Linked DNA regions of Homo sapiens: regions 2, 3, 4, 5 and 6 are each linked to region 1. Evidence: chromatin loops called from intact Hi-C (ENCODE). Cell type or tissue: PC-9. All regions are shown on one strand. Links, peaks and the distances in the headings refer to the core of each region. The heading gives the core; the rest is flanking DNA. Region 1 holds the start of LINC03154 (long intergenic non-protein coding RNA 3154). Region 2 has its middle 6.9 kb from the start of LINC01714. Region 3 has its middle 4.0 kb from the start of SLC45A1. Region 4 overlaps ERRFI1-DT (ERRFI1 divergent transcript). Region 5 has its middle 26 kb from the start of LINC01714. Region 6 overlaps ERRFI1 (ERBB receptor feedback inhibitor 1).

Region 1 (5,091 bases), core at 351-4,350:
TTTTTTTGGTTTTTTGAGACGGAGTCTTGCTCTGTCAACTAGGCTGGAGTGCAGTGGCAAGATCTTGGCTCACTGCAACCTCTGCCTCCCGGGTTCAAGCGATTCTTCTGCCTCAGCCTCCCTAGTAGCTGCAAGCACCACCATGCCCAGCTAATTTTTCTATTTTTAGTAGATACGGGGTTTCACCATGTTGGTCAGGTTGGTCTCAAACTCCTGACCTCATGATCCGCCCGCCTTGGCCTCCCAAAGTGCTGGGATTTCAGGTGTGAGCCACCGCATCAGGCTCTGACTTTTTCTTAGATCAGTGCACCACCCATCACCCTGGTGGTCTCCTGAATTGGCTTATTCATTCATCCATTCATTAACTCCACAAATATTCATTGAGCACCCTGTGATGTGTGAGGTTTACTCTGAGGGGCTGGGGCGGTAGCAGTGAACAAGACACCCGACCCCTGCCCCTTAGGGACAGGAGAGATGGACGATAAACAAGTGTGCAAATAAATCAGCTAGTCTCAGATGTCTATAAATCCTTAGAGGTAAATTAAAGAGGGAAAAGGGCAGACAGTCATGTGGCTGGACTTCCGCAACCATCATGAAGCTGGCTGAAGGGCTAGGTCCTGCAGGCCCTTGTAGGCCAGGTAGGATCTTTACCTTATCCTCAGTGTGAAGGGAAGTGACAGGTGGTTTTCAGCCAGAAGGTGATTCCGTCAGGTTTGTGGTTGGGAAAAGTCCCTCTGGCTTCGTTGTGGACAATGGAATGGGGGCAGAAGAGTGGATTCCAGAGATCATGGGGGTGCTATTTCAGTGGCCCAGGTAGGAGGTGATGACGTCCTGAGAAAGGGTGGAGGCAGGGACCACAGAGTGACAGGGATGGGCGAATCCAAGGTCTTCAGGAAGAACAGTTCACAAGACCTGGCAAAGGATGGGGCAGGAGAGGAGGGAGAGGGTGGAGCCCAGGAGGTAGCCTGGGTCCTGGCTAGCTGGAGAGGGTGCCATTGAATGAAAAATGACTCATGGAAGGGCCCGACTGTGGGGGAAGACCCTGCGATTGGTCTTGGTGAGTTAGTGCCTGGAGGCATCTGTGGAAATAGAAAGCTGGTGAAGGCAGAGGAGAATCAGGAAATGCAGACGGGGCAAGTGTGCGGGTTTGAGATATTTCGGGGTGAACAGCATTGGACACTGGGGATGAGGGAGAGGAAAGTGACAAGGATGGACTCAGGTTTCCAGCTTGTGCCACCTAGAAAGAGGGTCTGCTGTTTTGTGGCATGTATTTTCCCTGGTTTGTCATTTGCCTTTTTTTTTTTCTTGAGATGGAGTCTCGCTCTGTCGCCCAGGCTGGAGTGCGGTGGCGCAATCTCGGCTCACTGCAAGCTCCGCCTCCCAGGTTCACGCCATTCTCCTGTCTCAGCCTCCCGAGTAGCTGGGACTACAGGCGCTGGCCACCACACCCGGCTAACTTTTTGTATTTTTAGTAGAGACGGGGTTTCACCATGTTAGCCAGGATGGTCTCCATCTCCTGACCTCATGATCTGCCCACCTCGGCCTCCCAAAGTGCTGGGATTACAAGCGTGAGCCACCGCGCCCAGCCTGTCATTTGCCTTTTACTTTTGTTTTGGGTGGGGTTAATTTGGCTCACGGTAAAAGAACAGTTTTCCTGCATGTTTTATTAACACTAAAATGAAACGCATTTAGGGTCACAGAGATTTGGGGCCATACTAAACCAAAATTTTAAAAATAAAGTCCTTGGCTGGGCGTGGTGGCTCACACCTGTAATCCCAGCACTTTGGGAGGCCAAGGTGAGTGGATTGCTGGAGCCCAGGAGTTTGAGACCAGCCTGGGCAACATGGCGAAACCCCATCTCTACTAAAAATACAAAAAATTAGCCAGGCGTGGTGGTGGTACCCTCCTGTAGTCCCAGCTACTCAGGAGGCTGAGGTGGGAAGATCCCTGGAGCCCGGGAGGCGGAGGTTGCAGGGAGCCAAGATCAGCCACTTCACTCCAGCCTGGGCGGTAGAGGAGATCCTGTCTCAAAAAATAAAATAAAATAAATAATTTCCTCCGTATCCTCAGAAACAATTCAAAGCCATGTGTAAACCCAAAACTGAGTTCATCACTTCTAAGATCAGAAGAATTTGTGTTTGTTTATGATGAACTCACACACCATAATCTTCCAAAATCATTGAATTCCAGGTGTGACTAAAGCAAAGTTTCAGATTGCAAGTTGACACTGTTACCTGAAAGCTGCACACAACTGCTGAATCACTTTTTAAACAAGCATGAAAACAACAATTTCTCTTGTTCCCAGTACAGCTTTGAGCCACAAAAATTAATTACATCACCTAGGAAATTAGCCCTGCGTTTTGCATCCAAAGGTCAATGTTCAGACTGAGAAATGGTTTAGTGCTTCCAAACACAGGGCTCAGCACATAAATATTTATCATGCAGAGGACAGGAACTCATTGTACATGGCTTGTTTACCTTATCAGCCAGTTACCTGGGGCAAAGAGTCCACTGTCTGCTTCCTGTCCTAATTTCCCTTGCCCAAGACCTTGGGCAATTGTTTATTTGACAGAGTGTTCTGTCCCATTCCCTTTCTTCTGGGAATAAGGGCACAGGATACTAAACAAATAGATCACCTGGTCTGGGAACACCTGATTTCTGGAGAGGCTGAGACTTCTAGGTGTTTGCTAGAAAGATCCAAATACAGGAAAGAGAAAACAGCTGCTGCGTTCACAAGAAAACGGAGGATGCATTTCTCCCCATGACTTCGGCTTGTTTGGGTTCGCATTTCAAGTGCTCTGACTGGGCTTTATGGAATGTCCTGTCAAGCTTTTGATTGTGAAAATAAAGTTACAGAGACACAGGGGAACAATAATCACAGACGCGATTTGTAGCACAGACACGGCCTTTCATTTCATTCCTCTTTTCTGTGTTTACAAATTGCGACTGTTAGAGAAACGTTGGCCAAGCTGGCTCTTTAACCTGGCCACATATTTATTTTGGCCACTCTTAGCTTTTATTTCGCAAGGTCTCATACTCACCAGCTCAGGTGCTTGTTACATAAGAAAGCTCTGCCGGCGGAGTGCCAAAAATTCAGCTCAGCATTTTCTGCCTCCCTGCAGTGGTCCCAAGGAATGGATACCTCTGCAACCATCTGCAACCTGGACCTTTGCAACAGGAATCTCAGGTTAGGTGACACTGGCCAACATGCAGGGAAACTATGTCAACAAGCTAGTTTTCCTTTCCTTCCTTCCTCCTTCCCTTCTTCCCTCTCTCCCTCTCCTCACCTCCTTTCCTTTCTTTCATTTTTGATACAGTAGGGTGTCTCACTATGTTGCCCAGGCTGGTCTCAAACCACTGGCCTCCAGTGATCCTCCTGCCTCAGCCTCCCGAAGCTCTGAGATTACAGGTGTGAGCCTCCAGGCCTGGCCCCAAACTAGTTTTCAAGGGTTGGTTATCACATCCCTTGTATCTTGGTTCTCACCAGTCAATCATTACGTACTTTGCATGGATTTATTAGAATAGATTTTAAATCTCTTGTTTTAGCCTCTTCTACTTGTAGAGCTACCAATCCTAGAAGTTTACTAGCAACTCTGCATTGTTACATTTTAATTTGCATTTTGTTTTGCATATATTTAATTTGCATTTAGTTTTGCATTTAGTTTGATTGTTCATTTGCGTCTCTCCTTTCTGAACTGCCTGCTGTTCTTTGCTCACTTTTTCTATTTTATTATTATTAAGACTAGTCACGTGTAGTAGTGAGAAGGAGGGAAAGAGTCTATTGGAGTTTTAATATCATGTATACAGTGGATATTAAGAATATCAACACTTCCTTTTTTTTTTTTTTGAAACAGAGTTTTGCTCTTGTTGCCCAAGCTGGAGTGCAACGGCGCGATCTCGGCTCACTGCAACCTCCGTCTCCCAGGTTCAAGCGATTCTCCTGCCTCAGCCTCCCGAGTAGCTGGGATTATAGGTGCCCATCACCATGCCCAGCTAATTTTTTGTATTTTTAGTAGAGACAGGGTTTCACCATGTTGGCCAGACTGGTCTTGAACTCCTGACCTCAAGTGATCCGCCCACCTCGGCCTCCTAAAGTGCTGGGATTACAGGCATGAGCTCCTGACCTCAGGCGATCCGCCCACCTTGGCCTCCCAAAGTGCTGGGATTACAGGCGTGAGCCACTGTGCCCGGCAACACTTTGATCTTTGTTATATAAAATCTCCAAATATCCACTGGGCACCTCTCTAGTCCTAGGGCTGCACACGGGTTCTTTTATTTGTTCTAAATGTAATCCTTCCAAGCTTCATGAGATAATCCTTCCAATTAATTTTCCAAAATTTGGTAAACAAATTCACATTAATATTCAGTGATCCCATGAAGACAAGGTTTTGTTTTGTCTTGTCCATGGTTGAATTTCAGCACCCAGATGTGCGTGGACCAAGTAGGTGTTTGATAAATATTTATTTAATGAACAGAATATCCATACAGGAATTCAGAAATTAGTATTCTCCCCTGAGCCATCTGCTTTCTCTTTTTCTCTCTCTCTCTTTCTTTCCTTCCTTCCTTCCTTCCTTCCTTCCTTCCTTCCTTCCTTCCTTCTTCTTTGTTTTAGGACAGGGTCTTGTTGCTCTGTCATACAGGCTGAAGTGCAGTGGCATGATCTCAGTTCATTGTAGCCTTAACCTCCTGGGCTCAAGCAATCCTCCTACCTTAGCCTCCCGAGTAGCTGGGACCACAGGCACATGCCAGGATGCCAGGGTTTGTTTGTTTTTGTTTTTGTTTTTTGAGAGACAGGGTCTCACTATGTTGCCCAGGTTGGTCTTGAACTTTTAGTCTTGAGAGATCCTCCCTCCTCAGCCTCCCAAAATGTTGGGATTACAGGTGTAAGCCACTGTTCTGGGCTGCCATCCTTTCTTCCTTTTTTTTTTTTGAGACAGAGTCTTGCTCAGTCACCCAGGCTGGAGTGCAGTGACGCGATCTTGGCTCACTGCAAGCTCCGCCTCCCGGGTTCACGCCATTCTCCTGCCTCAGCCTCCCGAGTAGCTGGGACTACAGGTGCCCCCACCACACCCAGCTAATTTTTTTTGTATT
Region 2 (5,091 bases), core at 501-4,500, 57 kb before region 1:
GCGTTTTCAACCGCAGGAGATGGAAGCACCTCAACTTGATCTCATGCATATAAAGGTGTTGGAGTGCGGGCCGTGCCACGACTGGCATAGCCACACTCTGCCTGCCTGCATGTGTCCATGTCACGGAGGGAAAGGAGAGACCTTCTGGATTGATCCACAGGTTATCAGGGCAAGTTCGTCACCATCACAATCATCATGACAGCTCCCATGGATTAAACACTTCTCTGCACAAGGCTCAGTGCTGCACACTTTGCGTGATGATTTCTGTCCTTATTGTGGGATGTTCCCCCTTTGCAGGTGCGGAATCTCAGGCTCAAAGAGACTGAGGCCACACAGGTCATCAGTGGCCGAGCTGAGATTAAGCAAAGGGTCTGGCTGGGCACGGTGGCTCACGCCTGTAATCTCAGTACTTTGGGAGGCTGAGGCGGGTGGATCACCTGAGGTCAGGAGTTCGAGACCAGCCTGACCAACATGGTGAAACTCCCCCTCTACTAAAAATACAAAATTAGCTGGGTGTGGGTGGCACATGCCTGAAATCCCAGCTACTTGGGAGGTTGAGGCAGGAGAATCGATTGAACCCAGGAGGCGGAGGTTGCAGTGAGCCAAGATCGTGCCATTGCACTCCAGCCTGGGCAACAAGAGTGAAACTTGGTCTCAAAAAAACAACAACAAAAAAAAGCAAAGGGTCTGAGAAAGTGGAGGGCAGAGCCTGTGGGAGAGGAAGTGATCTTGGCCTTCCCCAGACTGGAAGTTAGAAGAGACAATGGAGAAGCAGCAATATGTTGAGCTGAATGGAGCAGGCTCAGGGCCCATGCTGAACGAGGGCTCCATTGCTGGGTCCTGTGCATAGTTTTCTGGGGAAGACAGTGGGCAGCAGCCTCGGAAGCCAAGCAGAAGACCACCCATAATAGGAGCTGGGGGATTTTGCTAGGCGGAAAATGGAAGGTGAATAAAAAGATTGGCCAACACCAGCAGCTTGAGTCTATGATGGTGGGAGGGCCGGGCCCTGCGTCTCCCCGGAGCCTTCCGTGACTTGGGAATGGAGAGGGTGTCTGGAGGGGTCCCCGGCAGGAGCTTGGTGAACATGCAGCTGGGACAGGTTGGAAAGGGCTCTGTGGTGGAGAGAGGGTCGGGTACCCAGGATGGCCTTCCACATGGTAAGTCAGCATCCCTTGTTGATTTAGGAGGGAGTTCAGGCCCTCAGTAAACTAAGAGCGGTGACGACCCAGGGAAGGAGGGCCAAGGTCAGAACCTTTGGATGTGTGCCTGCGGGGAGTGGGGAGGAGAAAGGGCCCTGGAGCAAAGGGGCCAGAGGAGCGGGAAGGTGAGCATGACCCTGCTGCGCCCAGAGGCCCCAGGAGGTAGGGGTTTGCAGAGTCAGGCAACAGGGGTTCCTGGAGGACAGGCCAGGCCACCCTGGTGATCGGGAGCCCGTGGGGGACTCCAGTTCTTTCAGTTGCCTGATGTCAAGGAATGAAGGACAGGGAGGAGGATGTCACATAGGCACTAGCTAACATTTAAAATGCAGGAAGCACAAAATGTGTCAACCAAACTGGTTTTTTCTTTCTGAGCTGTGAGGAACCGAGGCTGACCTGCCTCGGCCCAATATTACAGAGGACGGAGTGTCGGGGGTGATGGGCCTGGCTGTCCCCCGGGGTCAGGAGTGCTGACTTCATGGGATGTCGCTCGATCCCCTGGAACCAGCCTGCCTGGAAGTTATGCTCAGGGTAAACTTTTTTTTTTTTTCCTGAGTTGGGGTCTCAGTATGTTGCCCCAAATGGAGTGCAGTGGCACCATCTCTGCTCACTGCAACCTCCACCTCCCAGGCTCAAGCGATCCTCCCATCTCAGCCTCCCGAGTAGCTTGGACCACAGGTGCGCACCACCTGACCCGGCTCATTTTTTGCATCTTTAGTAGAGATAGGAGTTTTGCCATGTTACCCAGGCTGGTCTTGAACTCCTGAGCTCAAGCAATCCTCCTACCTCAGTCTCCTAAAGTGTTGAGACTACAGGTATGAGCCACTGTGCCCGGCCCAGGGTAATCTTGATTGTCACCGGGACCCAAAGGTGGAATAATAACATGGACTTCCGAGAGTCTTGACAGGCTTCGCTAATTTGAATGGAATGCAGTCACTGGATGAGGGTACAGAGAATCCCTGAGCAGAATCCTGGGTGTTTGTTTCTTTCCTGTGGTCCTGCCCTGCCCAGGCCTCTGAGAAATGCAGAGCCTTTCCTCTCCCCATCCCTCCCTCTCCCTCAGAGGTGATTTTGAAAGGTCTCAGCTTCTTATGCATACCCCTTGGGGTCAGGAGGTAAGAAGCTTTTTTATTTTAGGCCTCTGGCGGAAGATTAATGGGACTGCCCCTGGCGAGGTGGCAGAGGGCAGGTCTGGCTGAGAGCTTGTGTTCAGGGGTTTGGGGAGGGGACACCGGGAAAGGAACGAGGGCCCCACTGCACATAGCACCCTTGCTGGGAAGGGTGAGGGCTGCAGACACTTGTAAGCCTGCTTGACTTTGAGGGGGACGTCTGGGTCTTCTGGGGCCAAGTCCTTGGAGAACTCTGGAGAGGCTCTGGGACCCCCAGGGCCCACGACGACGCAGTGCTCAGCTGAGAGGCCAGGGAAAGGGAGGTGGCTGCTGTACCCTAGAAACGAGACCCCTTCCTCTGTTCCAGTCTCTCGGATGAAGAGTTGGAGGGACAAAGCTACCTTATAGTGGCTGACATTGCCTCCCACCTTGTCCTGCAGGACACCAAAGCCAGATGACCTTTGATTTAGAAGCATAATGCGACAATTCTTGCACCTGAGTGCCGTGGGACCCATTCACTCCTTCCTGGCCCCAAGCAGCTGACGCAGGAGGCCTAAGTTTTAATTGATATAGACTTGAAATATTCAAAGAGCTAAGCTATCAAATCCATCTTGTTCTCTGCATTTTTCTTATAACACAGAGTATGCCCCAGTGTTGAATAACCATGCCGGGGACAGCAGGAAAGGGACTCACGGGTTGTGAATTTACATGTGACGTCAGAAAGGCTCTGTAGACAGGAGGCGGGATGTGCGCCTGGCCAGCACCCCCCACCCCGCCTCCATGCGCAGTGATTACAGGCTGGATGGCACGTAGTGAGCCAGGCGAGGTCACCTTTGCACAAGCGGAGTGACTTTTCCCCCAATCTCATACCAGTCTGGCAGCATGTATGAAAAGAACGGTGAGAGAAGCTGTTTTATGCATTTCTAAAGGAAGCAGAGAAGTAAGAGCTTGGTATTTTTCAAATGGAACTCAAAGGTCTTTGCAGCCTGGGCTCGGCACTGGGCTGAGAGCCGTCAGAGGAGCTGCTGCAGGGGTGGCTGCCATTCCTCAACCCGATTCTATCGTTATTATTTACATTCTATGTCTTCTCTTTCAAGATTATTTTTTTGACATTTGCCTTCTGGCAGAGCTGGGACCAATGAGTGGGAGGTGGATTTTGGCGGAACACAGGAGGAATTCTCTTAGTCAGAGCCATCCAAAAATGGAAAGACCTGACTCAGAAGACAGCGTGTCCCCTGCCTGCATAAGGTCCTGGTGAGGTCCTGTCAAGGGTGCTCTGCCCTGTGCTTTGACAGGTGTGTGCGGAGATGAAAGGTAAATAGCCATTCTTGAGCGTGTCCTCTGTGCCAGACACTGTTTTAGGTACTTTTACGTGAACTAACACATTTAACCTACAAACAACCCTATGAGACAGGAACTATTATTGCCTATTATTACCCTCGTCTTACAGATGAGGAAACTGAGGCACAAAGAAGTTTAGTAACCCGCCCAGGTCACAGGGCTGGTATTCTAGGGAGGCAGGACTCAGCCCCAGGTGGCCTAGTGGCCTTGCTCCTACCTTGACCACCAGTGAAGTTGATCCTCTCATCAGCTGACCGGGCACAGTGACCAGCTGTTCTGTGCTAAAAGGAGTTTAGAAGGCAGCTGACTCAGCCCAAAATGTGGGGTTAGAAGTCAAGAAGGCTTTTAGACAGGGAACATCAGTCAACGAGTAACAGAGGCTAGGCTTGAACTCTCTGAAAGGAAGCCTGGGGGTGCCTGGCACACATCCCGTCCCGCCGCAGGCGCAGGTGGAACCAGGGAGTTTGGGGCCCGCCACTCCTGGGCTCAGCATGCAGTTAGCTCCGCACCCCCTTGCACCCCAGGTCTACGAGTTGGCTTTTTGCTTAGTTCATTCAAGTGAGTCTCCGACTTCTCCTCCAGTTTCAGGAATCTGTCCCAGATTTCTCCCTGGGCTGAGTTCTTGCCTTGGTCACCTGCCCAGGACTGCAGTTTCTCTGATACCACCTCAGGGGAGGGGCAGGACCTAGACCCTCAGAATCTGGCCTTGAAGCCTGGATACATCTGGGGAGCTGCTCACGCTTCTCAGCTGCATTTGCCTTGGTTGAGGATGGGAAGAAGATGCCTCCTTCCAAAGATTGCCGTGAAGATGGCGATGCGATAATGTGAAATCGCTGTGCGCGCGGCTGGACTCTATCAATCATGGTTGTCTTCCCACCTTTGCCACAGACTGAAGGTCCCTTCCTGAGCTCAGCCTGTTGGCATTCAGTCCCTGGGGCTGAACCTGGGCGAGCCAGGTGCCTCCTGCAAAAAGAGACAGTTCAACAAAGTGCAAGGAGGAAAGCTCTTCTGTACCACCATGCCCTGTGGAGGGTACCGTGTGCAAGGACTATCAGAGAGGTTCAGGACTGCCCTTCGGTTGAGCTCAGTGACTCTTTGTTCTTTGTTTTGTTTTGTTTAGTTTTTTGAGACAGGGTCTCACTCTTGCCCAGGCTACAGTGCAGTGGTGTGATCTCGGCTCACTGCAACCTCTGCCTCCCAGGTTCAAGCCATTCTCCTGTCTCAGTCTCCTGAGTAGCTGGGATTACAGGCATGCGCTACAACACTTGGCTAATTTTTGTATTTTTAGTAGAGACGGGGTTTCGCCATATTGACCAGGCTGGTCTCGAACTCCTGACCTCAGGTGATCCGCCCACCTCGGCCTCCCAAAGTGCTGGGATTACAGGCATGAGCCACCAGGCCTGGCCTCAGCGACTCTTTGAACCAGCGTCTGAGTCAGGAAACAA
Region 3 (5,091 bases), core at 581-4,580, 55 kb after region 1:
AAGAGAACACAGTGAGAAGATGGCCATCTATGGACCAAGAATTGGGCCCTCACCAAACACTGAAACTGTCATGCTTTGATCTTGGACTTCTCAGCCTCTAGATTGTGAGAAATAGATTCTGAGCTGGACTGAGCCTCGGTCACTTACATGGAAGACTTGGTCATTCATAAATTTATTAGCTTTTCCCTCTTCCCTGTCTCACTCTCTTTCTGCTTCCTGGGATCACTTCCCCACTAAACTAACAGCTTTTGGGGGAATCCAAACTAAGACACATGCTGTAGAAAAAAGCCAGAAAGCAATGAACATAAAAGCCAGAATAGGGATGAGCTCTCGGCAGGGGTTGAGAGGAGAAAGGCTTAGCACTATGGATGGTGTGAAGAGGGCTTCTAGGGATATTCTATTCTATTTTATTCTAGGCCTGGCTGGTGGTTGCACGTGTGTGATAAATCATTGAGTGTTCGTTTTGTTTTGTGCACTTTTCTGCATCATATTTCATAATATAAAAGTTTAATAATCCATGATGTTAAGATCAAAGATTAAAATAATTTGAAATGTTCATGCTTTTATTAGTTGCATAATGAGTAGTTAAGTGTTTAGAAAGTTCTGGTTAGTCGATTCAGAATTTTAATAAATTGAACAAACAGATAAAACACAAAAGCCACTCGAACTTTAAAGATCCCGGCCACATATTGTCTGGCAGTTGCTTCTTTCCAGACCCAAGCAGATGTTGGCTGGGACTTCTCTATGGATGTTGGGTGTTGACTGTTCTCACAGGTGAACTGTAAATAGAAGCAGAGGGGGGGCTCTCAGGCATGGGGCAGCAGGCTGAGCCTCAGAGGACCTTGGGCTTCTCTAGTGGCTGCCTCTGCCTGGTTCCTGGAGCTGTCCCGATAAGGTTGCCAAGTGGAGCAAATCAGAATACAGAATGCCAAATGTTGCCTGGAACATGCTGAGCATAAAAATTACTCTCTGTTTATCTGAAATTCAAATTTAACTGGGTATTTGTATTTTATTTGGCAACTGTGTGACCCAATGAGGCTTTACCCAGCCCACGAACAGGGAGGCTGCAGCTGCCTGGGTGCCAACCATGCCTGGATTCTACCACCTTAGTTCTAGAACCTCGGCGGCCCAACACCCTTTGGCTCCAGCATTGCCCAACGTCTAGACCCTGGGTTCATGCTCTGGCTCAGCTCAGAGGGCAACCATGACCCTGTAGGTTCTAATTCCCCCTTGCCCCAGTTCTTCCAGAAGACCTAAAGTCCAGGGTTTGCTTCCACAAGTACGTTATGAGAAGGACATACGTTTGGAAATCAGAATTCATTTTCCTGCAGAAATGGTTCAATGGAGTTTCACCGGCATGCCCAGGGCAGCCCAGGACAATCTGTTTTATCCCACAGTGTGCCCGTGTGTGCCCGGGTAAATCGCGCAACTTCAACCGATCCTACTCCACGTACAGTAAATAAGCATGTGGGTGTCAGTGCTCGGCCTCTGCCAGGTGTTGCAGGAGGTGCCAAAAAAGAATTGGATGGCCCTGTCCTCTGGAGTTTGCAATGTGTTGTCATTACAGGACTGTAATTTTGTGACTTTCTTCATATGGACACAAAATGTCTGGATTCTAACTCAGAGTTTCAGGGTGGCTGCTGGGCTCCCATCAGGAGGAGGCGTGGCAATAGGAATAGCGTGTGTGTGTGTGTGTGCACATATCTGAGAGTATGAGAGTGTGTGTGTGTGCACATGTGTGCATGTATGTGCACATATCTGAGAGCATGTGTGCACATATGTGTGCATGCTTGTGTGTGTGTATGAGTCTAGATCATGTCAGAGCCACAGAGGCTATCTGAAGAGAGGGAAGCAATATTGACTGCAGGTCGCTAATAATTCATTAACTCCAGATAACATAAGAGAATGCACTTCGTGTTTTTTTGTTTTTTTTTTTTCACAAGATCTCTTGCCCAGGCTGGAGTGCAGTGGCACAGTCTCAGCTCACTGCAGCTTCGACTTCCCCGGCTCAGGTGATCTTCCCACCTCAGCCCCCTAAGTAGCTGGAACTACCTACAGGTGCACGCCACCACGCCTGGCTAATTCTTTGTATTTTTAGCAGAGAAAGGCTTTCACTGTGTTGCCCAGGCTGGTCTTGAACTCCTAGGCTTGAGCCATCTGTCTGACTCAGTCTCCCCAAGTGCTGGGATTCCAGGTGTGAGCCACCATGCCCGGCCGAGAATGCACCTTTCTCTATGTTTGCACAGCACACACTTTGTACACACAGGTACACACGCACACCCATGTCTGTCACTGCTCAGATCTGAATTGGGAGCCACAAGCTGTCCACGTTGTAAGTCAGGGAATGGGATGGGCAGGGGTGGTAGAGACAATGGGACGGCACAGTCCCTTGAGGAGGCTGAGGACTGAGAACATGACCAAGGGGATTCGGATGCCATCTCTGAATCCCACCTCCCGCCCGCACCAGAGGACGGTAGATGCTGTATAAATAATCGCTGCACGAATGGAGGAATGACCACAAGGCCTGGGAGGCTCTCCCGCTCCAACCTTGCCTGTGTCATGACCCCACTCCATCCAAGTCTCAGGCTTCTGGATAGAAAAGAAATGGTGGAGATAATGCCCATTCCTGAAGCTATGATGACTACATGAGGTTAAAATACGGAAACACCTTAACACAGTGACTAGCACGAGATCTGTTATCACAAATAACGTTATTCATAAAAATTCACTTGGCTTCATGCTTTGCAGAAAAAGTGTGTTCACAAAGTAGAAAGAAAAATCCAGCCTTAGAACCAAGAATCTTTACAAGGTCAGGAAAAGCTTCTCCCTTTCCCCACCTCCTGCTCCGAGGTTTTCCTGCTGCCTCCCGGGAAAGGTGGGACTCTTCCACCACCTTGTGGACACCCAGGGATGGCAGGTGAGCAGGCTTCCACCGCCTCACACCAGCTCTCCTCTGCACTGTTGGAGCCTATTATTCTGGGTCCGACTGGGTCTCTCTAGGCTCACACTGTGCATGTCCTGTCTCCATCCTCTGTTCCTTTCTGGGCTGGGGCAGTGGATGGGGCTCCTGTGTCCTCCTGGCTGCCTGCCGGTCCCCGTGTACGTGGCAGGGCTGCAGCAGTCCCCTGTTTTCCTTAGATCCTGGCGTGGAGTTGGTGTGGCTCCTGCTTCCCTGGGGCCCTGGCTGGCCCCGTAGACCCCTCCAGGTCTCTCTGCCAAAGTCCCCCCACCCAGCCACCTGGCCCAACTGTCCTTCCCACAGTGAGGCTGAGGGTCCCCCCACCCCACGTCATGTCCCAGCCCCACGGGGCCATTGCAGCTTCAGCTCTGCATCCAGGCACTGAATGGGAGCCACAAGAGCCTCACAGGGCAAATTAGAGCCCCCACTGTTCTGATCCCCCAGCCGGGCTGCGGCCGCTGTGTTGGTGTACGGGGGCTCTGCCCAGAGCAAACTCTGCCACGACAGGGCTGAGGCGCAGGGAGAAAGGAGCTGGGATGCACCCCAAGCACCTTCCTCCCCCTCACTCTCCCTCCTCCCTCTGCCATCCTTCCCCCACACCCAGGACCGGAAGGGCGAGCGTCTCTTGTCTTTCCTGCATGTTCTGTCAGCCCCTTCCACTCTGGCCCCCAGTCTAGACCTATTGTCGAGACAGGAGAAATCTTGTCTGCCCCCAGGGAGAAACACTGCTCTCTGCCCTGAACTTGGAGGGGCTAAAAAGCAAAAGCTCTAGCCTTAGAAGGTTCTCACTTTGGAAGTTTAAAAAAGGTCAAAGGAATTTTCAAAATCCCTTTCTTTCTCAACAATGCTTAGATTTCAAACCTCTTCTCTTGTTGCAAAATCCCGTTGTGAACATCAGAACCTCGAGATGATCTTTAAGTTTTCTCAGCATTCCCCATCTTCTCTCCCCTCTGCAAGCAGCTAAAAGTTACAGAAGCAGTTGAAGCCAGCAACTCCCCACCCCCATCTCCTCCTCTCCTGGGGACAGGGGCCCCATCTCTCAGCCCTGTTGTGGGTTGGGTGTGGCCGGTGTGGCTGTGTGGCAGGGTCCTAGCCAATGGGATTCGAGTGGAACGTGGGCCTCCTGCACACCTGGCCCCGTGGGCAGGCACCACCTGGGCTCCTCCCTCAGTGCACCAGGGCAGAGCAAGATGGAGGCAACCGGGATCCCTGAATGGCTTCACAGAGGTCCCCACCCATCAGGCACACTTCTGCCAACCTCATGTGGAAGTAAGCTTCTATTGCATTAAGTCCCTGAGGTGCTGAAGCTCATCAGTTGATGGCAGGCCACTTGCATGCAAAATAGAAAAGGACATCGGTATTTTTTTCAAGCTGTTACCCTGTTATAGAGATAAAAGAAGCCAGAACCAGCCCCCTCCAGTGGCTCCTTCTCTTCAGCCTGGGCAGGATCTGTTGAAATTCCCATGGTGTCCTCTGGGGCCCTCTGCCCTGCGCCTCTCCCTGGCAGTGCGAGGTCCACAGTTCACCTGCAATTAGCTCCCATGTGCAGGGGACTCATAAAGGAGCATCTTTGAGCTCCAGACCCAAGTGTCTGGTGGCCTAGAGGCTGCGAAGGCCCTCAAGCTCAGCATATCCCAAAGCAAACCTATGGCATTCACTCCAGCACACACCTGCTTTGGCCTCCATGAATCCACTCTCTTCCCTCATCGCTCAAGCTAGAAACTTCTTAGCACCACCCTCGCTGTTCCTGTACCCCCCCACCTTCAGTCAATCATGGAGTCCTAAGTCCCCGGCCAGTCCATCACCTCTCTCCCTCTACCAACACCCCCAACTCTCCCACCTGTGCCACCCGGTACGCCCATGTGGTCCCCTGGTTCCCTCCAATCTGTTTTCACTCTGAGCTTTATGATCTTTGCTAACTGTGAATAGGATTCATGCCATCCACTCCCCTACATAAAACCTTTCTAGGCTTCTCTTTGCTCTTAGAAACTGGCAACTGCCTAAGAGGCCACACCTGGGCCTGTCCCACCTCCCCAGCCCTCACCTCCTTCCCAGGCCTCTGCATCCCTGTCCCCCTCCACTTCCTTTGCAGTGTGCCTCCAGGCCCTCTCCCCTCCGGAGCTCTGCCAGTG
Region 4 (5,091 bases), core at 631-4,630, 160 kb before region 1:
GCCTTATTTCCACGGGCTGTCCATGTCAGCATGGAAGTGAGCACTCGTGCAGCTTTGGTGGAGAATAAAGGTCATGTACATACGTGCTCATTTCTAAATGAGCTGTAATTATATTTGCATCTCAGGACTCCATGACTCACCTCTGCCCTTATTAACTCCACCCAGTGATCTGCCTCTTGCATTCAAAGATGAAGTCACTCCATCCACTTCACTTTTCAAATCTTGGCAGAGCTTTCATGATGATTTTTTTCTTTGAAAGGAATCCAAAAGTTTGGATACCAAACTTTCAGAGCCATCAAGGGCTCCTAGGGAGACGCGTCCATCCCCAAATGTGAGGTGTGTTGTGTTGTGTGTTTCTTGCTGAGACATGGTGAGCTCCTCCACATCAGAGGGCAAAGTGCCCATGGGCAGCAAATGTGCTTGTCACGTTGAACTTTAACCAAAGATCAAAAAGCATGGCGGAGATTCGAGTTTCTTAATCTAAGTCGGTTTAAACTCCTGGTGAGAGGGGAGAAGCAAAACAAATATGAGCGTGACATCCTGCTTTTAGCGCTGAGAGCCGTGGTTCACAGGAAAAGGCTGTGAATCAGAAGGGGCCAAGAGCTCATCCTCTGGTCAGCACAAGCGATGTTTTCCACAAGGGAATGAGCCGAAGTGAAGAAGGCAGAAAAACACTGGAATCCCTTAAAATGCCTTGTTGTAAACACACGTCTCAAGTATTTGTTGAGTATTTACTATGGTGAGGAGATTGTCTTAAGTGCAAAGAAGACATAGTTTCTGCTCTTTTGGATTTACATTAGACAGTTACTAAGATAAATGGGAGGATCTGGAGATGAGGATTTTTCATTGTTTGTGGATGTGGGAAGCAGTCTTCACAGATGCAGTATTGGAGACCAGTATCCTTGGTAACAATGGTGAAATTATTTATTTTCTCTAAAAAATTGTGATTTTTAAAATACTTTAACTATCAGATACTAGAAACATAAAATAATGATTCCCAGTTGCTAAGATTCATATCGGCTAAACATTCACGAGGTTCCTATAACATGCCCTCACATACCTTACCTTATTCCGTGACCGCAACAACTTTGTGAGATCGTTTTATCACCCCCATTTTACAGATGAGGAAACTGAGTCTTGGAGAGGTCAAATAACCTCCCCAACCTCCTACTAGTAAGTGGCAGAACAGGGATCAAAACCCCAGGTCTTCTAGTCATAAATTCTCTGCCTTCCACTCTATCAAAGCTGCCCCATGAGGAAAAAACACCTAAAATTGACTCATCTCTATGCCTATGGAAAAAACCTACCTAACCCCTGAAGTCAAGGAAACTTAAAATTCTCCTGCCAGATAGACTTCAGCGCTGAAGGACTTTAGGTTTCAGAATCCCTTCTTATACACCACTCCCACTTTGGGGTCTAATGAGGCTACCACATGAAATCTATCAAGCAAATCTGAGATTTTCAGGGCAAATTGAAAAATCCATAATGTTTACATGGTCTAGATAAATTGTTATTGTTTATTTATATTCCAATTTCCTAAGAACTGATAGTAAAACTATCCTTACATGAACATGAAGAAAATTTCCAACACTCCAATATTATTTGTATCTACCTGTACTATCTCCAAGCTTTCCAGTTGAAAAATATAAAATCTGTGTTACTATTGGCCTCTGTCCCTTATTCCTGGACCTGGGCGTTAGCCTAGAGTCGCTCTGAAGTTAATGATTAAAATCTTTGAGTGGACATTCTCCACCGTTTCTTGGAAGCATTCTTGAGTTACCCGTTAGTTTCCAGTCTTAAACAGAGAAATACAGATACCACCTATTGGTAATGGTTTTTAGATCATGAATCTCCTTGTGGGATTACTTTGGAACATCTCCCCGCTCTTTATCGGCAGGCCGGATGGTGAAGGTCACTTCATCCTTTATCAGATTGTTATTCAACCACAATCCTTCTTTCAAGGATTCAGAAATACACAGGTTTCTACTAAAAGAAACGTCCATATCTTTAACCAATGCCTGTTTCTAGCACATTTCTCTAAGCGTAATTCTTTTTATCATCCAGATTCTTATGATTCATTCAAAAGAAATTTAGAGCCAAATCTGGCTTTTAAGCAAATATTTCTAACAAACTGACCTATTTTAGTATCACTCACCATAAGGTTATTTCAGGATGGTGAATGACAATATGCCAATGAACAGCAGAGGCTACCTTTTTTGATTCCTAAACAACCAGATTTTGTGAGACTACGTTTTTCTTCAGTGATTCATAATCAGTTTTGCAATTTGAAAGCAGTTTATGAGTCATTCAGTTTATGAATTTGTTGTCACTTCCTTAGAAAAGGGCTCCCTTTCCTTATAGCTTTTCAAGTTTAATTCAGTCGCCTGAAAGCTTTCATTTAACCTCAGTTTTTTCTGCTCCATGAAGAAAAACGATGTTATATATCCATTTTACTGTTACTATCAGGTAAGAAGGCCTAGGGACTAGTGACATCAATTCCACGAGCCATCAGTGTCCTGGGCTTTTAATTCACAGAAGAATGGATAGTTGTAATGAAAAAAAAATCTTATAAAAATACCAGTCCTGTTTTCTAAGTTTTAAATACAGATTCTCTGTTTTTAGTTATCTTGTTTCTGCTTCCCAATGCAATAAACTCTAGCCACCTGCAGGACTGCTGGATATTCTGATCTCTCCCTAGGATGAAAGAGCCACTTTAACTGGAAATCTTTACAACAAAACACCCTCAACTATTCAAGGAAGAAATTCGGTAGACTTCCATGCACGAGGCCTTTGAGAAGAGAAAATAGGCCCTCGTTCAGGCCCAGACAGATCATTGACAGCGTTTTTGGATTCCTTTTTTGATCAGGAAATTAGATCAACATCCTTATAGGGAAAGGTTCATTTGGGGCACAGGTGGGGCTCTTTAGTTAAAGTGTCTACTTCTCAGTCCATATTAGGCAACAGGAACTGCCTGAAAGGCACTTATTTTTCATTCTGTGTCATTCAACCATAAATGACTCAGTTCTGATATTATTTACCAAGCTCCTGTTGAACTCATAGGAGAGGCAGCTGTGCAGCACTCGTAATGCTAATCTTAATATAGTCTCAGCAGGGTATGCAGTCAGTGAGAAGTAAGACGGGTCATTTTTCCTTAAGATCATATTAATTAACTAGCTGACTCATCTCCCAGGAACTGGATTGAGTCCTCAAAATGCTTCATTTCTAAAATCATGGAGGCTTAATCTAAGTAATTTTACTGTCATCTGGTAAAGCTTATTAAAGCTTAAGGGTTTTTTTTAAAAGGCACACTTGAAAACTTAGAGGATTAGAGAAACTAAGGTAATTTTAGTAGCAGCAATGAGTATTTCATTTTTAACATTTAAACATTAATCTGGCATTCTGAAAGGCCTGAGATCTTATTGCTTCTTAAAATAGGCTTTGTTTTTTAGAGCAGTTTTAGGTTCACAGCAAAATTGAATGGAGAGTTCCCATATACTCCCTGCCCACGCAGGCACAGACTCCCCACTGCCAGTGTGCTGTACCGTAGTGATAAATTTGCTGCAATTGATTAACTCGCATTGGCACATCAGTATCACCCGAAGTCCACAGTTTACATTAGAGTTCACTCTTGGTGTTGTACATTCTATGGATTTTGACAAATGGATAAAAACACTTATCTACCATTATAGTATCATACAGAATAGTTTCACCGTCTTAAAAATCCTCTGTGCTTACCCACTCAGATCTTATTTTTAGTTTCAAAGTTAATGATCTAAATATGAGAACTGAAATCTGCAAATTTAAAAAAGCACAAGAACCCAAGTGTTTAACTTAAAATCAATGGTTCTTAAAAATCATTAATATAATGTAAAAATACTAAATATTAAATTTCAACATTAATCTTGAGATTTAATTAATTCAAAACATATGTCTGAAATGTACCTTTGCAGTAGCCATGAAAAAAATGTGTTACCTAAGTAAATAGTTTAAGTGTCTGAGAAACTTTTGGCCAAGGGACTGCAGTCACTATTGCTAATTCCCTGCTATCTGGAACTTAGCTACAATTAAGCAAATAAACAACAACAACAAAGGACAGAAAAATCTCTGAAAAATCCCCCCAAATTAGGAAAATAAGCAACACAGTTCTTTTCTTTTCTTTTTTTTTTTTTTTTTTTTGAGATGGAGTCTCTCTCTGTCACCCAGGCCGGAGTGCAGTGGCATGGTCTTGGCTCACTGAAACCTCCACCTCCTGGGTTGAAGCAATTCTCCTGCCTCGGCCTCCAGAGTAGCTGGGATTACAGGCATGTGCCACCATGCCTGGCTAATTTTTTTGGTATTTTTAGTACAGACAGGGTTTCACCATATTGGCCAGGCTGGTCTCGAACTCCTGACCTTGTGATCCACCAGCCTCAGCCTCCTAAAGTGCTAGGATTACAGGCATGAGCCACTGCACCCGGCCCAGCAACACATTTCTAAATAATTCATGAGTCAAAGAAGAAATTACAATGGAAATTAGAAAATATTTGAACTGAATGAAAATGAAAACACAATTTATCTAAATTTGTGACATGCAGCTAAAGTGGTGCTTAGAGGAAAGTTTATAGCAGCATTAAATACATATATTGGAAAAAAAGAAAGGTCTAAAATTAATGATCTAATCTCCTACCTTAAGAGACTAAAAAAAGAAGAGCAAATTAAACCAAATATAAGCATAAATAAAGATAAGAGTGAAAACTAATGAAAGAGAAGATGATAAAACAATAGAGAAAAATCAGTAAAATCAATAGCTAGTACTTTGAAAAGATTAATAAAAGTTATACCCCCTAGCCAGACTGATCAAGAAAAAAAAAAAGAGGAAAAACACAAATTACCAAAATCAGGAATGAAAGGCCATCACCATAGATCCTACAGACATAAACAGATTATAAGGGGATATTTTGAATAAATTGATGCCAATAAATTTCAAAATTTAAAGGAAATAGAAAATTTCTTTGAAAGATAAAAATTACTAAAACTGATTTGAGAAGAAATAGAAAATCTTAGTAGCCTTATATCTATTAAGGAAATTATTATTAGTTACTATTATTATTT
Region 5 (5,091 bases), core at 637-4,636, 76 kb before region 1:
TGAGCCATGATTTAGAATTCTGTTTTTAAATTTCAATACACAAGAACTTCATAATTTATCTTTTTTGCTATTGACTTCTACTTAATCACATTTTGTTTAAAAAATGTGATGGATGTGATACTAATTTTTTGAAATTTGTTGAGATGTGCTTTATGACCTCAGATCTGATTAATTTTTGTAACCATTCCATGTGTCCTTAAGAAGAATGGGCCGGGCACAGTGGCTCATGATTATAATCCCAGGACTTTGGGAGGCCGAGACAGGCAGATCACGAGGTCAGGAGATCGAGACCATCCTGGCTAACATGGTGAAACCCCGTCTCTACTAAAAATACAAAAATTAGCCAGGCATGGTGGCGGGCATGTGTAATCCTAGCTACTCGGAAGGCTGAGGCAGGAGAATCACTGGAACACGGGAGGCGGAGGTTGCAGTGAGCCGAGATTGTGCCACGGCACTCCAGCCTGGGCGACAGAGCGAAACTCCATCTCAAAAAAAAAAAAAAAGAAGAATGGATATTCTCTAATGATTGCTTTTAGAGTTTTACATATGTTCATTACATCAAAGTAGTTAATCAAATTTTTCAAATATATTTATTTATTCTTTTTTTTTTTTTTTGAGATGGAGTCTTGCTCTTGTCATCCAGGCTGGAGTGCAATGGCATGATCTAAGCCTTCTGAGTAGCCAGGATTACAGGTGCCTGCCACTATACTCGGCTAATTTTTTTGTATTTTTAGTAGAGATGGGGTTTCACCTTATTGGCCAGGCTGGTCTTGAACTCCTGACCTCTGGTGATCCACCCGCCTCAGCCTCCCGAAGTGCTGGGATTACAGGCATGAGCCACTGTGCCCGGCCTATTTATTGATTCTTTTTTGCTGCTTGACCTACTGATTATTGAGAAAAAAAATTGGTGGATTTGTCCATTTCTATTACTTTTTTTTTTTTTTTTTAAGACAGATTCTCACTCTGTTGCCCAGGCTGGAGTGCAGTGGCACGATCTCGGCTCACCGCAGCCTCCACCTCCTGGTGAGGTGAAAGTTTGCCAGCTGGAACCTTCCAGCAATTCTCCTGCCTCAGCCTCCCAGGTAGCTGGGATTACAGGCATGCACCACCACACTTGGCTAATTTTTGCATTTTTAGTAGAGGTGGGGTTTCACCATGTTGGCCAGGCTGGTCTCGAACTCCTGACCTCAGGTGATCTGCCAGCCTCAGCCTCCCAAAGTGCTAGTATTACAGGTGTGAGCCACCGTGCCCGACCTCTATTACTTTTTTATGTATATGGTGTGAGACATTTTTATTAGGTGCATATACATTTAGAATTATTATGTCTTCTTGGTGACACGAAAATTTCATTTTCATATAGGAACCTTTTCTGTCTTAGAGTCCTTGTGTGTGTGTCATACTGATGTAGTTATGCCAGTTCTCTTTTGTTTAATATATTTTTGGTGTCTTTTCCCCACCTTTTGCTTTCAACTTTTCCATGTCCTTTTGCTTTAGATGGCTCCCTAACAGGGTTTATCCAAGGATGATAATGTCTGCTTTTTAACTCAATGAGTTTGACCCATTTATATTTTGGGGGACGATGAATACTGTGATACGTAAGTTTCCAACATCTCACTGTAGGGGATACTGGAAAGTATGAGCGTCAAGATCATGTATCTTTTCCAGGAATCAAAGCACGTAGTGTGGCAATTCAGATATGTTGGTTGCCTTGACTCTTCTTCAACAGAATTAACAGTTTTGGATCTTGAGAAAATGTTATTTTCTGGCTAAGTATAGGGGTAAAATGAAATCTTTGGGAAATTAGTGAATTCTCATGATTTCTCAAAGCTTTTCTTGGGTAACTCCAAGAGGCAGCCTGGTGGAGTGAAAGCATGGACTCCAGTGCCCCATTCTCTAGCTGCGTGATTTGGAGTAAATTCCTTATCTCAGTGACTCTGTGTCTCCATCTTGAAATTGAGAATAATCACACCGGCCTGAGATTTTTTTACCATGTGAATGGAAGCACGTGGCACATAGCAGGGACTGAATGAATGTGCCCATGTCCGCTCTCCCTCCTCTTTCTAGGGCTGCGGCCTTGGTGATGTCAAGAACATTTTGTAAATATTACAAGTAAGATAAGGCATTGTGACTATTACTCGTTAAAATCACTTTGTTTCCTGACTTAGGTGATTCACTGCAACCCAGAGAAAGTTTTGTGTTGTGTTCTGGCTGGCGAAACTTCTGCAAACAACGAATGCTTCTTTTCATCAGCCTATTCTGCGTTGGTTGGTAGGATGTCAGTCTATAACCACATCAATTTCAGGTAATAACAAGTGTGTGAGCTTTCTGAAGCTTTTTGTTTACTTATTTGTTTTAGGGTTGTTCAAGTGTGACTCATGTAGTAGCACTGCATTCTTGAGAATTCACAGAGATCGAAACACAGATATGAAACAGGGCCAGAAAGAATAAGGCGTTCCCAATATATGAGAGTAAAAAAAAAGCACAAGAAAGCGAAAGCATTCAATGTCTGCATCCTGTATAGATGAGAAACTTAGCAGTATCCTCTTTTCTTTTTGGACCAATCATATGCTGATAAAACAGGGTCTCGCTGCTTTCCCCCCATTTTTAACATCTTCAAACATTCTGAGAGCCTACGGGAATAGAGGCAAACAGGTTTGATGTGACTGGTCATTTGGCCAAAGGTATTTTACTCTGCGCTCAGCATTTTGTTTCGTTCATGCTCTCTAGCAGTTTGGAATCTAAAAAGGAAAGATTAGATAGAGGAAGTGTGAAAATGCATACGCAATGTGGGAAACCAGGCCATGAACTTGAGTTTTTAAATGCATGGTATAAGGCCGGGCTCAGTGGCTCACGCCTGTAATCCCAGTACTTTGGGAGGCCGAGGTGGGCGGATCACCTGAGGTCAGGAGTTCGAGACCAGCCTGTCCAACATGGTGAAACCCCGTCTCTACTAAAAATACAAAAATTAGCCGGGCATGGTGGCAGGCGCCTGTAATCCCAGCTACTCGTGAGGCTGAGACAGGAGAATCGCTTGAACCTGGGAGGCAGAGGTTGCAGTGAGCCGAGATCGTGCCATTGCACTCCAGCTTGGGGGACAAGAGCAAGACTTCGTCTCAAATAAATAAATAAATAAGTGCATGGTATGGTTTGGCTAAGTTGGAAACCATGGGATAATCTGGAATGGTTTATTAGAGAGGCTAATGGTGGGGAGGTAGGTACCCAGAACCTTGGGCTAGAGATGACTGACCCTTTCTGGCTGTGTGATCTTGGGCAAACTGCTTCACTTCTCTGTGCCTCAATGTCCTCCATCATGAAGAGAGAATATAGGGTGCCTTCATTGTAGGGTAGTTGTAAGGATGAAAGGAGTTGGTATATATAAAGTACCTATCTCAGTCTAGGGCTTCTCAGCCAGCATGCAGGGTATATGGGCTTCAAATGGATGAAAAAGGTGCTGATCCCAGGTACCTGGCTGTGAGCATCCTCATCTGCTTACCCCAGAGGAGTGTCTCCCCCAAAACATTGCATTTTCTTTTCTTTTCTTTTTTTTTTTTTTGAGACAGAGTTTCCCTCTTGTCTCCCAGGCTGGAGTGCAATGTACAATCTTGGCTCACTGCAACCTCCATCTCCCAGGTTCAAGTGATTCTCCTGCCTCAGCCTCCCAAGTAGCGGGGATTACAGGTGTCCACCACCATGCCTGGCTAATTTTTTGTATTTTTAGTAGAGATGGGGTTTTGCCATGTTGTCCAGGCTGGTCTCAAGCTCCTGACCTCAGGTGATCTACCTGCCTCAGCCTCCCAAAGTGCTAGGATTACAGGTGTGAGCCATCACGCCCAGCCAAACACTGCATTTTCTATGAAGGCCATGATATGACAGAGCTCGGAGGGCACTACCAGGCCCGATTCTCTGGGCCTGAGGGTGCGGCTGTCTCGGCAGTCGACTGTATTGATGTGGCAAGACAAGGTCCTTGTTAAGAGTTTGAATTTGGGCTTTAGACTTCAGAGGTTTTCGAGCTTTTACTGACTCTGTTGGCAGCACAAGTATTCAACACTGTGAGCACAACTAAGACCAAAAGCAACTGAAGTGATTTGTGCCTCTCCTAATATCAACAGTTAAAATACAATTTGAATTAAACATGTGAAAGATTCTTCTGTGTAAAATTTGTACTAGGGGCTAAGTTCCTACGCCCTTTGTCCATCTCTCAGCTAGAGTAAAAAGCTGCCACACCTTGAGATGGGTGATTTTGTGGAGTGGCTGACTTTGTGCTGCCCTGCCTGTCATATGACAAGTGGCTCTAGGGGTTTGGACTGAATGTGCTTGGTGGAATGAGTAAGCAGAATATTGGTCAGCACGGAAGGTGAGATGGGCACACCAGGGCTCCTGATGCTGATCTTTGTACTTTTGTGTATGTTTGACAATTTCCATAATTAAAAGTTTTTTTAAAATGTGCTTGGATAATTAAAAGACTCGTATATAAAATAAAGCATGATATCCAATCATGATTAACTCTATTATTTATATTCTTATGAAAATTTCTGGCCAGACATGGTGGCTCACAACTGAAATCCCAGCACTGTAGGAGGCTGAGACAGGAAGATCACTTGAGGCCAAGAGTTCGAGACCAGCCTGGGCAATATAGTGAGACCTTGCCTTAGTCCATTCTCACACTGCTAATAAAGAGATACCTGAGACTGGGTAATTTATAAAGGAAAGGGGTTTAATTGACTCACAGTTCAGCATGGCTGAGGAGGCCTCAGGAAACTTGCAATCATGGTGGAAGGGGAAGCAAACACGTCCTTCTTCACGTGGCAGCAGCAAGGAGAAGTGCCGAGCAAAGAGGGAAAAGCCCCTTATAAAACCATCAGCTCTCGTGAGAACTCACTCACTATCATGAGAACAGCAGCGTCAGGGTAACCACCCCCATCATTAAATTACCTCCAACTGGTCCCTTCCACAGCACTTGGGGATTATGGGAACTAGCATTCAAGATGAGATTTGGGTGGGGACACAGCCAAATCATATCAGACCTCATTTCTATAGCATAAAAATAGGAAATTCACCAGGGGCGGTAGTTCATGGCTGTAGTCCCAGCTA
Region 6 (5,091 bases), core at 1-4,000, 240 kb before region 1:
CCCCTCCCCACCATCACATCTTTAAATTATAGACTTGTAAGACTTTTTTCCAACACTAACAAAGTCAGGGTTTCTCAGCATAACAGCATCTCACAACTGCTCTAAACCTTCCACATGAAGACAGAGAGTTCAACTATTTTATTTTGCAATCTAAGGGATTTTTCTCTGCACTTCAATCAAACTGGAAAATTGAGAACCATTTGCTCCTATGTAACCTCTGCTGAACCATGACCCCAAGGTCTAAGGAGAAACCACATAGGATAAATGTTTACGCTTCACGTGGCCACCCAGATCCATTTTTGTTTTTGAGTCTGGCTTTTCTGTGGCTGAAGATATACCGCAGTCAGCAGGTAATGGCTGGATTTGGGCGCCTCCATTTGTTTCTTCTGCTTCCCTAAAAAATTTTTCATATTTGTCCAGGTATGGTGGTCGTTCAGGTAGTAGGTAATAATGTGTTGAACTAACCTTCTTCCCATTTTCAATAATGGGCAGAATGCAAGGAACCTTACTGGCAGATCCTTCGCTGTTCTGTCTTTGCAGTGCTTTGCTGCTGACATACTTGGGATCAGGGGCAAAGCTCTGTGTCGGGGGCATGACCCCATTGAGGTAAGACGGAAGGCTTTTGGGACTCGGTGTGCGCGAGTTACTCGGTGACAAAGGTTCTCTTGGCGGTACTTTGGGAGGCCTGTCTTCATCACTATAGGTGCTCGAAGTAACTTCTGCTGACCATCTTCTATAATCTGGCTTTACTGGTCTAGGAGGTATGGGAACTCTGGGGGGAACCTCAGGTTTGTCTTCATCGGAGTTAGGAGAAGCTCTGTGTATACAACAGTTGGATATCCTTATGGCTGGCTTGTTAAAGGAGCCAGCTGGTCCCGAATGAGACCTTCTTAATCTTCGGTGGGTCTGAGGTGGAGGAGGATTTGGATCTGGGACACCTCCATTTTGGTCAGACACATAGCTGAGATCTGCTGCAGAAACAGCTGGGGTATCAAAATATGCATAGTTGATTTGTCCACACCCACGGAAGCTTCGCCTGCCAGGAACATCATATTTGAAATCAGAAAGTGTAGAGTCTTCTAAAAGGAAGTCTGTATCTGAGCTAGTTAGGAATTCCACCTCACAGTCTGTGTCATCCAGAGAGAGGGCTTCAGAGATTGGCAACGGTGGAAGAGGCCTAGAACCCCGTTCACAAAGAGGGGCACAGGGGAAAAGGGAAGGGGAGTTTTTTATGGGTGTCAGTGGAGGGGTGGAAGCACAAACCCCATTCACTGTGAGTTTCTTAAAACCACATACAACTTGATCCTCTTCATGTGGTCCCAAGTTTTCACTTGGGGGAATAAGAAGAGGGGGCAAGCTGGACTTTTGAGATGGACCATTTTCTGCAAAGCAGTGGCCATTCATCGGAGCAGATTTGGAAGCATGCCCTGGAATGAACGAGAGATATTAATAAAAGATCAACAATCCTCTCTCCACCTGTGTGAGGGAGAGAGCACCCCAGCTACCTATGCTTCCACAGCTTTCTTCCTGAGTGAAACACTTGACTGCTGTCACCCCGAGAACACCCATGCAACCACCACAGGTGTAATTAGAGAGCAGAAGATTCTTAACGCACATGGTGTGGTTCAAAGAACAAACTATCTCCTCTATCTCCCTTGGACATGTGCACAGCGCACACCCACACATCACAGGCAAGTTTTGTGACGTGTGTAAAATTCGCGGAAGATGAATAGCATATAATTTACATGAATACCATACTGTACCAGCCTTGCCATTTAAGACATGCGACCATACTAGGCACGTAGGGTACCAATGAGATAAGACAAAGTCCTTATTGCTGGCACATCATAATATTGTGAGTGAATGGACTTGCCTGCAATGTGTTCAGTTCACACACAGCTCTTGACAAAGATCCAAGGAACAGAATATTCACATTAAAAATACTATTTTTTAAGTTTTGAGGAACATTTATACTATTTTCATCTATTACTGTCAAACATGCATTCGATACTAGTAAGAAAGGTGGGAAATCTCGCCTAAGGTTTCATGAAGTAAAGTATGCATCAGAGCTGGAATGAGAACTAATTCTTGATTTTAGAAGATCCCACGTCCATGAACAGTCCTACTTAGCAATCAGTGACTCAGAATGAAGGCAGTCGAGTACAATAGCTTGAGAAAAACACAGTTATCTTCTGAATCTGTTGCCACTAGGGGTCAGGCTGTTGTTGGAAATAGTTCAGGTTTCCTCATTTAAAAAATAATGCTGGAGGACAAGCTAACCCGAATCCAGACTGTTCTTCTCAAATGCTTACTGTGATCAGATTTTCAGAATACATACCAAGTGGTATTAGGCGCTCCTGAGCAGAAGAGTTCAGACTGTAGGCCATGGTTATCGGGTCAATATTTAAAAAGTTGCTGAAAGGAGAGGAAGCTACTTTGGTCATAAGCGAAGAGCAATCACAGCCTCTCCCATTTTAGTGTCACATATTTATCCAGATTACAGCAGCATTACATCCTCTACTTACTTTTTAAACTCACTGCGACTGCTCCAGTAGGTCTTCCTCATATTCCCCATGGCTCGGCCATTATGTAGAAATCCAGTTTTTAATGGGACTCTGATCTCCTGAGCAGCAACTCCTGCTATTGACATTGTGCCTTATTCTGGGACATCTCCAAACCTGTGAGGCCCAGGCACTTTAAAATCAACCAGTAGCTTTCATTCCCTGGGAGGTAGAAGAGATGAGAGAATAAAGAAAACAATTCAGAAATACCTCCATTAGGACAGTCTAAATTACAGCAAAGCTAACAGAGGATTTGGGGGATGCTGAATAGAAAAAATTAGTTGTAGACTTTCACTTAATTCTCACAGCTCGTGAGGGTACTTATATGTAAACACTAAAAATGATTTTTTGTGTAAATGCTAATCCAAAAGACATGAAATGTTTTAGTGAAATGAGAAATAATCTATTGCCAGCAAAAGCAGACCTCCTACTGCACAGCCTGAGAGTTGCACAACAAATCACACTCACTTGGCAATGCACACAGACCCTCCCCTGACTTATTAAACCAGCCTTCTAAGTTACGGCTGCACTGGGCATGAAGCACCAGTGGATCCTGCTTATTTTTCCCAAGCTAAAAAAGTAATTTCAGAAGCCACTGTATTTTATGCTGTAGAACTAATACTCACTAAAACACAATGCTGAAACTAAGCAAGAGTTTCTACAGTATTGGCACCTGACTACCCCAGGGTCTAGCATTTATCTGGATTTTGTATTTCAGGGTTGGCCATGGGGAGACAAATTCTCCAGTTACTACTTGTTCAAGGAACAAACAGTAATATATGAAGATACTAATTTCCATTATCCTGTAAAAATCAAGTTCTGCAAGATTACTGGCTTCAGTAAAAGCCTGGGACAGCTTCCTCCCTCCCTTTTAAAGACAAGTTAAAGGTACATTCTTTACATCCTCCTTTGTGAAACACCCAGTAACTCATATCTTGCTTAGCTGCAAGGCATGGATAACAAAATAAGTACATTTTTCTTAAATTAGTAGTTCCTCAACTTCAGGACCGCCAATCCCCTTTGTCAGATGTTACAGGTCTGGAGTCCCTATAGCCCCCTTTTCACTTTCCTTTTTTATTATTCGTTATGTGTTAGTCAGCATCAATCTCTGCTGTCTTCAGATAGCCAAGTTTATTTATAAGTTTAGGTTTTTTTCCTTAGGCACCAGGATATTATTTGTCAACTATTGTGTAACACTGACCCCTTTTGGGGGCACGTACATATACACTCTTTAACACGATCTCATTCTCTCACTAAATATTAGTAAGGGATCAGTGCAAATAATATCTGCACAGCTGAGTGCTGGGCACTGTGCAAAGGCTGGGCACTGTGCAAATGTGACACATTTGCTGTGGGGGAGAGGTACACAGGTTTTTTTTTTTGTTTTTTTTTTTGCTCAGCAACTTCAAATCTATTATTTACAAATCTGTCACCTCCTACTAGACTAAGCTCAGGACAGAGGCTGTGTCTCAATCACCTTTTAACAATCAGTACCTGGAACATTAGTAGGTGCTCAGTAAGTGAATGTTTGCTGAATGAATGATTGTATAATACCATCTAATTATCATAATCAGTATCAACTCAATATACACATTGTGTAAGGCACAGGGTTTTTTTTTTTAAAGCTAAAAACTTTTAAAAAATACTCTGCAAGTGTTTATTATTATTTTCCCATTAGAAAGGAACACAGTGATAAGTAATGTTCTACAGGTTCAAGATTTCAGTAACAAAGTAGAGAAGGGAGATCCAATGACTGGTTCTCTGCATTTTACCCTTCCACAGTCAGCTGTTCTACCAGGCAGAGATTTTATGATAGGGTTAAAATATTATTTCAGATAGTCAAGCATTATTTTTCTTTAAATCAATCTCTCAAATATATGATAAAGAAAACATTGTCATTTAAGAATTCTAATTGAGAGGTCTTTTGAGGATTGGTTTTTCAGATTACTTCAATGAAGCAAATGTGTTATCTACCATCAAGCTATAAAAAATTTAGAAACCAATTTAAAAATACTGCTAGCCTCTCCCTCTGTGTACTTAGCCCAGTGGTTTATCAAGCTTTTTCTAAGCATTCTACAAGCACTGGCAAGACTATGAGGAAAGTATCTGTGGTAATATAAAAATGAAAGGCAAGATAGGAAGAATATGGTATTTAAGTAGTTTGAAAGCACACGTTTGAAGATCGCTCATCCAGATTACAGGAAAATGCTGCAGGGGATTCTGCAGGCCCAACCCCCACCTGTCTGCAAGCCAACAAGTACTACTAGTAATTACTGTGTGTCAGCCTCCTAATGCCATCTAAATCTTAGCTTTCAACAGAATGATTGTGTAACTATCGCCTCTGCAGAAATTGCCTTGGAATTCTAAACTTACATTTCAATGGTCACTTAAAATTATTTATATGTTCTAGAAAAAGTTATTTTTTATTCATTGTTTCCATCACCTACTTGTTAGCTTTCTTAAGAAAAAAATTTTTTTAGTATAAAAAGAATTGTGTTCACTAAGCCAGCTCACTTCTGACCACAATAGT

Evidence for each region. Hi-C counts contacts between places; a loop is a spot of excess contacts. Peaks named below come from ENCODE experiments on the same cell type or tissue, not always from the same donor. Only the 100,000 strongest peaks of a DNase experiment are listed, where the experiment ranks them.
Region 2: a loop joins it to region 1, with 8 times the contacts of the local background. A loop is called at or near these places in 7 of 110 quality-filtered maps.
Region 3: it touches region 1 in a loop (10-fold over the local background); 13 of 110 quality-filtered maps call a loop at or near these places.
Region 4: it touches region 1 in a loop (6-fold over the local background); 3 of 110 quality-filtered maps call a loop at or near these places.
Region 5: a loop joins it to region 1, with 5 times the contacts of the local background. A loop is called at or near these places in 6 of 110 quality-filtered maps.
Region 6: it touches region 1 in a loop (5-fold over the local background); 7 of 110 quality-filtered maps call a loop at or near these places.

Annotation. Positions count from the first base shown.
Region 1 is chr1:8,256,807-8,261,897 of GRCh38, forward strand. LINC03154 (long intergenic non-protein coding RNA 3154) reads left to right here and starts at 2,565. Exons shown (of 2, transcript XR_007065454.1): 1 at 2,565-3,187. RefSeq lists a silencer at 2,883-3,177. In PC-9, for the core only: no CTCF peak of the experiment used is centred there; DNase peaks (open chromatin) are centred at 1,015, 2,345 and 3,015; H3K4me3 peaks cover 2,081 bases; H3K27ac peaks cover 3,794 bases.
Region 2 is chr1:8,199,258-8,204,348 of GRCh38, forward strand. No RefSeq gene overlaps it. Among named protein-coding and RNA genes, the nearest start is that of LINC01714, 6.9 kb to the right of the region's middle. In PC-9, for the core only: no CTCF peak of the experiment used is centred there; DNase peaks (open chromatin) are centred at 2,254 and 3,074; H3K4me3 peaks cover 2,503 bases; H3K27ac peaks cover 4,000 bases.
Region 3 is chr1:8,311,588-8,316,678 of GRCh38, forward strand. No RefSeq gene overlaps it. Among named protein-coding and RNA genes, the nearest start is that of SLC45A1, 4.0 kb to the right of the region's middle. RefSeq lists silencers at 2,788-2,837, 2,878-2,927. In PC-9, for the core only: a CTCF peak has its summit at 2,888 (motif pointing left); a DNase peak (open chromatin) is centred at 2,824; H3K27ac peaks cover 644 bases.
Region 4 is chr1:8,094,564-8,099,654 of GRCh38, forward strand. All of the region lies in intron 2 of ERRFI1-DT (ERRFI1 divergent transcript), which reads left to right. Among named protein-coding and RNA genes, the nearest start is that of ERRFI1-DT, 71 kb to the left of the region's middle. RefSeq lists enhancers at 1-1,105, 2,118-3,317, 2,683-2,732. In PC-9, for the core only: no CTCF peak of the experiment used is centred there; DNase peaks (open chromatin) are centred at 2,198 and 3,008; H3K4me3 peaks cover 1,696 bases; H3K27ac peaks cover 4,000 bases.
Region 5 is chr1:8,180,207-8,185,297 of GRCh38, forward strand. No RefSeq gene overlaps it. Among named protein-coding and RNA genes, the nearest start is that of LINC01714, 26 kb to the right of the region's middle. In PC-9, for the core only: no CTCF peak of the experiment used is centred there; DNase peaks (open chromatin) are centred at 2,295 and 4,285; H3K4me3 peaks cover 835 bases; H3K27ac peaks cover 4,000 bases.
Region 6 is chr1:8,012,970-8,018,060 of GRCh38, forward strand. ERRFI1 (ERBB receptor feedback inhibitor 1) reads right to left here. Exons shown (of 4, transcript NM_018948.4): 2 at 2,526-2,723; 3 at 2,339-2,415; 4 at 1-1,427. The coding sequence starts at 2,650. The coding sequence ends at 241. Among named protein-coding and RNA genes, the nearest start is that of ERRFI1, 11 kb to the right of the region's middle. In PC-9, for the core only: a CTCF peak has its summit at 2,242 (motif pointing right); a DNase peak (open chromatin) is centred at 2,162; H3K4me3 peaks cover 1,698 bases; H3K27ac peaks cover 3,856 bases.